2 separate regions of the Homo sapiens genome follow, and region 1 is linked to region 2. Evidence: read pairs that join two places in POLR2A ChIA-PET (ENCODE). Cell type or tissue: GM12878. All regions are shown on one strand.

Region 1 (2,500 bases), 230 kb after region 2:
TTAAACCACTGCCACTAGGGTGATTAAGGGTGGCAGGGGTGGGGTGACACAGGGAAATACCATGCAAATGTCACTCAGATCTGTCAACACCCACCCCAGCACTTCTGCAGGCCCTCCAAATCAGCCTTTTCTCCGAGTGTTGACTTCCAGAAAAATCATGCAATCAGCTTAAAATTTAAAATTACCTCAAAGACCAAAACAATGGTGGAGTTAACAGTGAAAATAAAATAGGGACCCCACGATGCACCAAAAATCACGTGATCATGTTACATTCCTCCAAAAACCCCCTCCCCAAACAACTGAGCTCTTCAATTAGTGCCATCTAGCATGGGAAAGGCAAGAAAAAAAAAATCACAGCTTACAGCCGATATTTTCCACTGAGCCAGCCACCCTCCCTTTTTTTCTTCCCTGAAGTTAATAGTGAAAGCTCTGTTTGTTTCACAATGCGTTAATTCTTGCTGCTTGCAAGAAATTATTTTTGGAGGTATCATATTTTAATATAAATTTCCATGAATCTTTCCACATGATTCCCTTGCATTGAGGCACTGCCCTCCCAGCCAAGCTCACCCAACAATGCCCACACTTCATACACCCTTAGGCCTGGGACAGGCCAAACACTGTGTTCACTGCCTGGACCACAGCCCTGGGTGCTGGTGGGGAAGGAGAGAACGTTTGCAACTGATCTCAAGTGTCATGGTGGTTTTCAGCTGGCAAAAGCATCTGAACATAGTTGTTGTATTTTTCATGCTCATGAAGGGATTTTCCAAAAATCCAAGCTATGTTTTGAAATCTGCATCATTATAGGGTATAGACCCTTCCCCTTCGTTCTTTCTCCAGCTCACTGCTTGCCAAATGGTTTGGAGCAGAACTTTTTGAAAACACAGCCAGAGGAAAGACCAGCTCATTTAGCCAAAGAATAAAACAAGAGGCTGATTAAAAGAAAAGTTACACTATATTATTTCACATTTTGATTAGCCTAATTATACCCAATTTTGTTTATTGACTGTTCTCCATTCAAAATACCAGAATTAGAAAGGCTGGCTGCAAATACAAGAGAATTAGTCTTGAGGCAGGAAGGCCCCTAAACATGCTACCTACTGAGCATTAAAGTCATTGACTAGTACCTTTATTTTTTTCCTTATGAATTCCAAGGGCTATCATTATACGAAAAAAAAATTTTTTTTCATTTTCTGTATACCATATTTCTATCTCTTGGATCGGGAACTTAGAATGATCAGTGTTTGAATTCACTCTTGTCATTTTATCAGGTTAGTCTGAGCTTCAGTTTCCTCTCCTATAACATGGGAATAAAACCAAGCTGATAGGTTGGGTTACTATGATGATTAAAATAATTTTGTAAAGCCTATAACACACTGACTAGCACATGGTAAGTGCTCAATATATGAAAGATATCATTACTATTATTACTAATGAGATAGACTGTTCTACTGTGGCTTCGCCAATGAATGACACTTCCTGATATTTACCCCTGGTAAAGTTCTCTCCTGCGTTGAATCTGGGCTTGATCATGTGACTTGATTTGGCCAATGAGACTTTAGCAAGCGAGGCTTAATATAAGCAATTGGAAAAGGGGTTTGTTTTCTTGGTTAAGCTCCCTCTTGGATCCCAGCTGCCATGTTGTGAGGAAGACTAGGCTGTTCTGCTGGAGAGAAGCCATGTGGAGATGCCCTGGAGGATGAGACACCACTCACAGAGGACACCTGGAGGAGAACTCAGGTGCCCCAGCTAAGCTCCCACTGATGCAGTCAACACCACAGAGAGCACAGGAACAGGACATGGAATTGTGAAAATCATTGTGATAACAAACACCTGGGAAGGGAAAAAAAAAAAAAAACACCAACCCCTGCCACCAACACACACACAAACTTAGAAGTTACCTTCTACCCAACTGATGAAGACAGGCAGGCAATACTAAGTAAGAGCATGGACTTTGGAGTCACAACAGCCATGGGTTGACTCAATTACAAACTATATGACTGTGGGCAGATTGTCTCTAAGCCTCTGTTTTATCATCTATTCGTGAAAATAGCAGCTACTTCATAGGGTTATTGTGAGGAGTTTAATCAAGATAATCCATATAAATATTTAGTTCTGTGCTGGATGCATGGCTAGTGCTTAATAAGTATAAGTGATATCATTGTTTTCATTAAGGTAGAAATAGAAGCATAGCAATGTTGTTCAAAATATTAGGATATCTCATTAAAAACAAGTTGGCAGAGGCCACTGCCCAACTTTTCGACCCGAAGGACGTGCTGAGCAGCTGAAGCCAATCATTGATATTCAGGTCATTTCTGCTATGGTAGCTAACTTAAACAACCATGATTGTGTACACTCCCTTCCTTTAAAGAAAATATTGACTTTGAGTTTTCACAGGTGCTTTCGATTTAATCACTGGGTCCTTTATGCAACCACCTGTCCTTGTTTTTCTTTTCCATGGTGAAGAAGTAATGCTAACTCCTGCAAACCTGAGTTTAGCTCC
Region 2 (2,500 bases):
AGGCTGAGGCAGGAGAATGGCGTGAACCCAGGAGGCGGAGCTTGCAGTGAGCCAAGATTGCGCCACTGCACTCCAGCCTGGGCAACAGAGGGAGACTCCTCTCAAAAAAAAAAAAAAAAAAAAGAGTAAAGCACCATTCCTCTCCTCCATGAGCTCATATTTGCCAGGCCTATTTTTCTACAAAGTTTATTTTGAGCATCTACAAAATCAGCAAGTGTGCCTCATCTTTCACTAGGCTCATGACTCTTGTGGGTTTTTGTGAACATGCAGTTTCTCAGTCGGCAGGTCTGGCGTGGGCCTGCGGCTTTGCATCAGAAATGTAATGCTGTGGGTCCTGGCTCACTTTGAGGAGCAAAGATCTGCTCTTCAGAGGCAGGTTTGGGTTTTTTGTTTGTCTGTTTGTTTGCGTTTTAGAGATGGAGGTCTCGCTCTGTCACCCAGGCTGAAGGGCAGTGGCATGATCTCAGATCACTGTAGCCTCGACCTCCTGGGCTCAAGCGATCCTCCTGCCTCAGCCTCCTGAGTGGCTGGGGTCACAGACATGTGCCACCACACCTGGCTAACTTTTTAAAAAAATTTTTGTAGAGACAAGTTCTCACTATGTTGGCCAGGCTGGCCTTGAACTCTTGGGCCTAAGTGATCCTCCCACCTTGGCCTCCCAAAGTGTTGGGATTACAGGCTGGAGCCACTGGACCCCGCCCAAAGGCAGTTTCTACTTGGGTCTCTCTAAGTCAGTCCCACCATGTCCTCTCCCATTGGACATACCTGGAGGATGCTTCTAAAGGGACCAATGCCATGAGAAATGACTTTGCTTACTAAATGGCCTTCTGGATTCAGTGCTTCTGAGAAACCATCTTGGACTAGATGGGGCCTCTTGGGAGCCCAGCCATGGGTGCATAGGGGGCTTTCTGAGCCCTTTCTCTAGATTCCACAAGGGTTCCACATGTCACTGCCTTCACTTCACTGTCACAGAAGTGGCTTTATGGTGCTTTGTCTGTGGAAAGTACTTAGCTCTGGAAAACCACACTTGTTCATGTGAAACCTGACTAATGACAGGAACTGGACATGAGCTGGCCATTGAATTTGCTCAGGATGGTAGGATTTTCACCAGGGAGCATCCCAATGGAATCCATTCGTTTTGCTGGGCCAAAGTCAACAGGAAAATGAGAAAATTTTCCCAAATTAGGGCACAGCCCTTTCCCAATGCTGTTGAGGTGACTGCCCACCACTATGTTTAAATGCAACTTCCTTTTTGTTTTTTCAGTTTGCAGTTACTACTGATACTGCTAAATTATAGTTTGTGTACATGCACGTTTTATTCCACATGTGTAGGTGTCAGACATTTCACTAACCCAACATTTGGTGTATCTGCTGGCACATTGAGACTAAGAACTGGGAGGATACACAGTACAGGGGAATGGTTGACGTTAATTCATAGGTTGCTTTGTTTCTGTCTCAGTAAGGAAACAGGCTGCTATAGTAACACATTTTTGGGGTTTTATCTCATGGGGAAAGCAGAAAATTGCCTGTGTGAATAGCTCCACCCAGTAATTATTCACAGAACTTCAGGTATTGAAACTCACCATTTCTGTGGTTTATATTAATGGCTTCTGTAAAGTTAAAAAAAAATTAAAATACATTTCACTTTCACTCTGCCAAAGCAAGCAAACAGCCACAGGAAGGACCAAACTAAGTAGATAATTTATTTCAGATTCTTTAAATAAGGGAAAAGAACATGCAAGTCAAGGCCCTGGAACCTTCAGGAACAAGATTTACCACATTTAAGTGGTACAAATTTAAAGGCACTGGAAATACAAGAGGGAGAAAACAGAGAGGGGCCTGACCTCGGGTAATGTAACAGGGGCAGCATGGAGATAAGAAACAACTTGACAAGTAAGTTAATTACTAAGCTCACGTCCTGATTAGGACTGCGGAGGAAATAACAGGAAATGTACTAAAGAATAAAACAGGACACCACCTTCTTTGGGTAGGGTGGCCAAGACAGACCTCCCTGAGAAAGTGACATTTAAGCTGTGACCGGTAGGAGGAAAAAGAACAAGAGGGCATGTTCTCTTTCTCTAGCAATGTAGTTAATGTCTACAAAAGGGTAGAATAGATAATTTACTACTTCTCTGGCTAAGCCAACTTCCCACCTACTTCTCGGTGCCAGGGAACTAACATTTAAGGGTTTTGTGCAGGAGCTTTCTTAACCTGCAGTGCTGTGAGATGGGTTGATCTTCAGAATAGGAAGGCAGTTCAGGAGGTTAAAGAATTTGGCCAGGGTTGTACAGAGAGTATAACAGGCAGGCTTGGTTGAGAAATGCGCCACATCAGGAAAAGACAAGCACCGACTGCTTTTATATTTCCAAATAATGAATATCAACAGTTTTGACCAGTGTCTACCTTAGACACACTAGCTGGAGGGGAAAATGTAAAACTGAGTTTTAACAGTATCTCAGGCGCAGTGGCTCACGCCTGTAATCCCAGCACTTTGGGAGGC

The links. ChIA-PET counts read pairs that join two places held together with the same protein. Peaks named below come from ENCODE experiments on the same cell type or tissue, not always from the same donor. Only the 100,000 strongest peaks of a DNase experiment are listed, where the experiment ranks them.
Region 1: POLR2A ChIA-PET joins it to region 2 with 10 read pairs; 3 of 35 experiments call an interaction of 5 or more read pairs at or near these places.

Annotation. Positions count from the first base shown.
Region 1 is chr2:37,617,562-37,620,061 of GRCh38, reverse strand. No RefSeq gene overlaps it. Among named protein-coding and RNA genes, the nearest start is that of CDC42EP3, 53 kb to the left of the region's middle. In GM12878, no CTCF peak of the experiment used is centred here; no DNase peak of the experiment used is centred here; H3K4me3 peaks cover 484 bases; H3K27ac peaks cover 2,232 bases.
Region 2 is chr2:37,851,056-37,853,555 of GRCh38, reverse strand. The region is part of intron 2 of PIRAT1 (PU.1 (SPI1) induced regulator of S100A8 and S100A9 alarmin transcription 1); the gene reads left to right. Among named protein-coding and RNA genes, the nearest start is that of PIRAT1, 24 kb to the left of the region's middle. In GM12878, a CTCF peak has its summit at 1,544; DNase peaks (open chromatin) are centred at 1,000, 1,495 and 1,895; H3K4me3 peaks cover 330 bases; H3K27ac peaks cover 2,077 bases.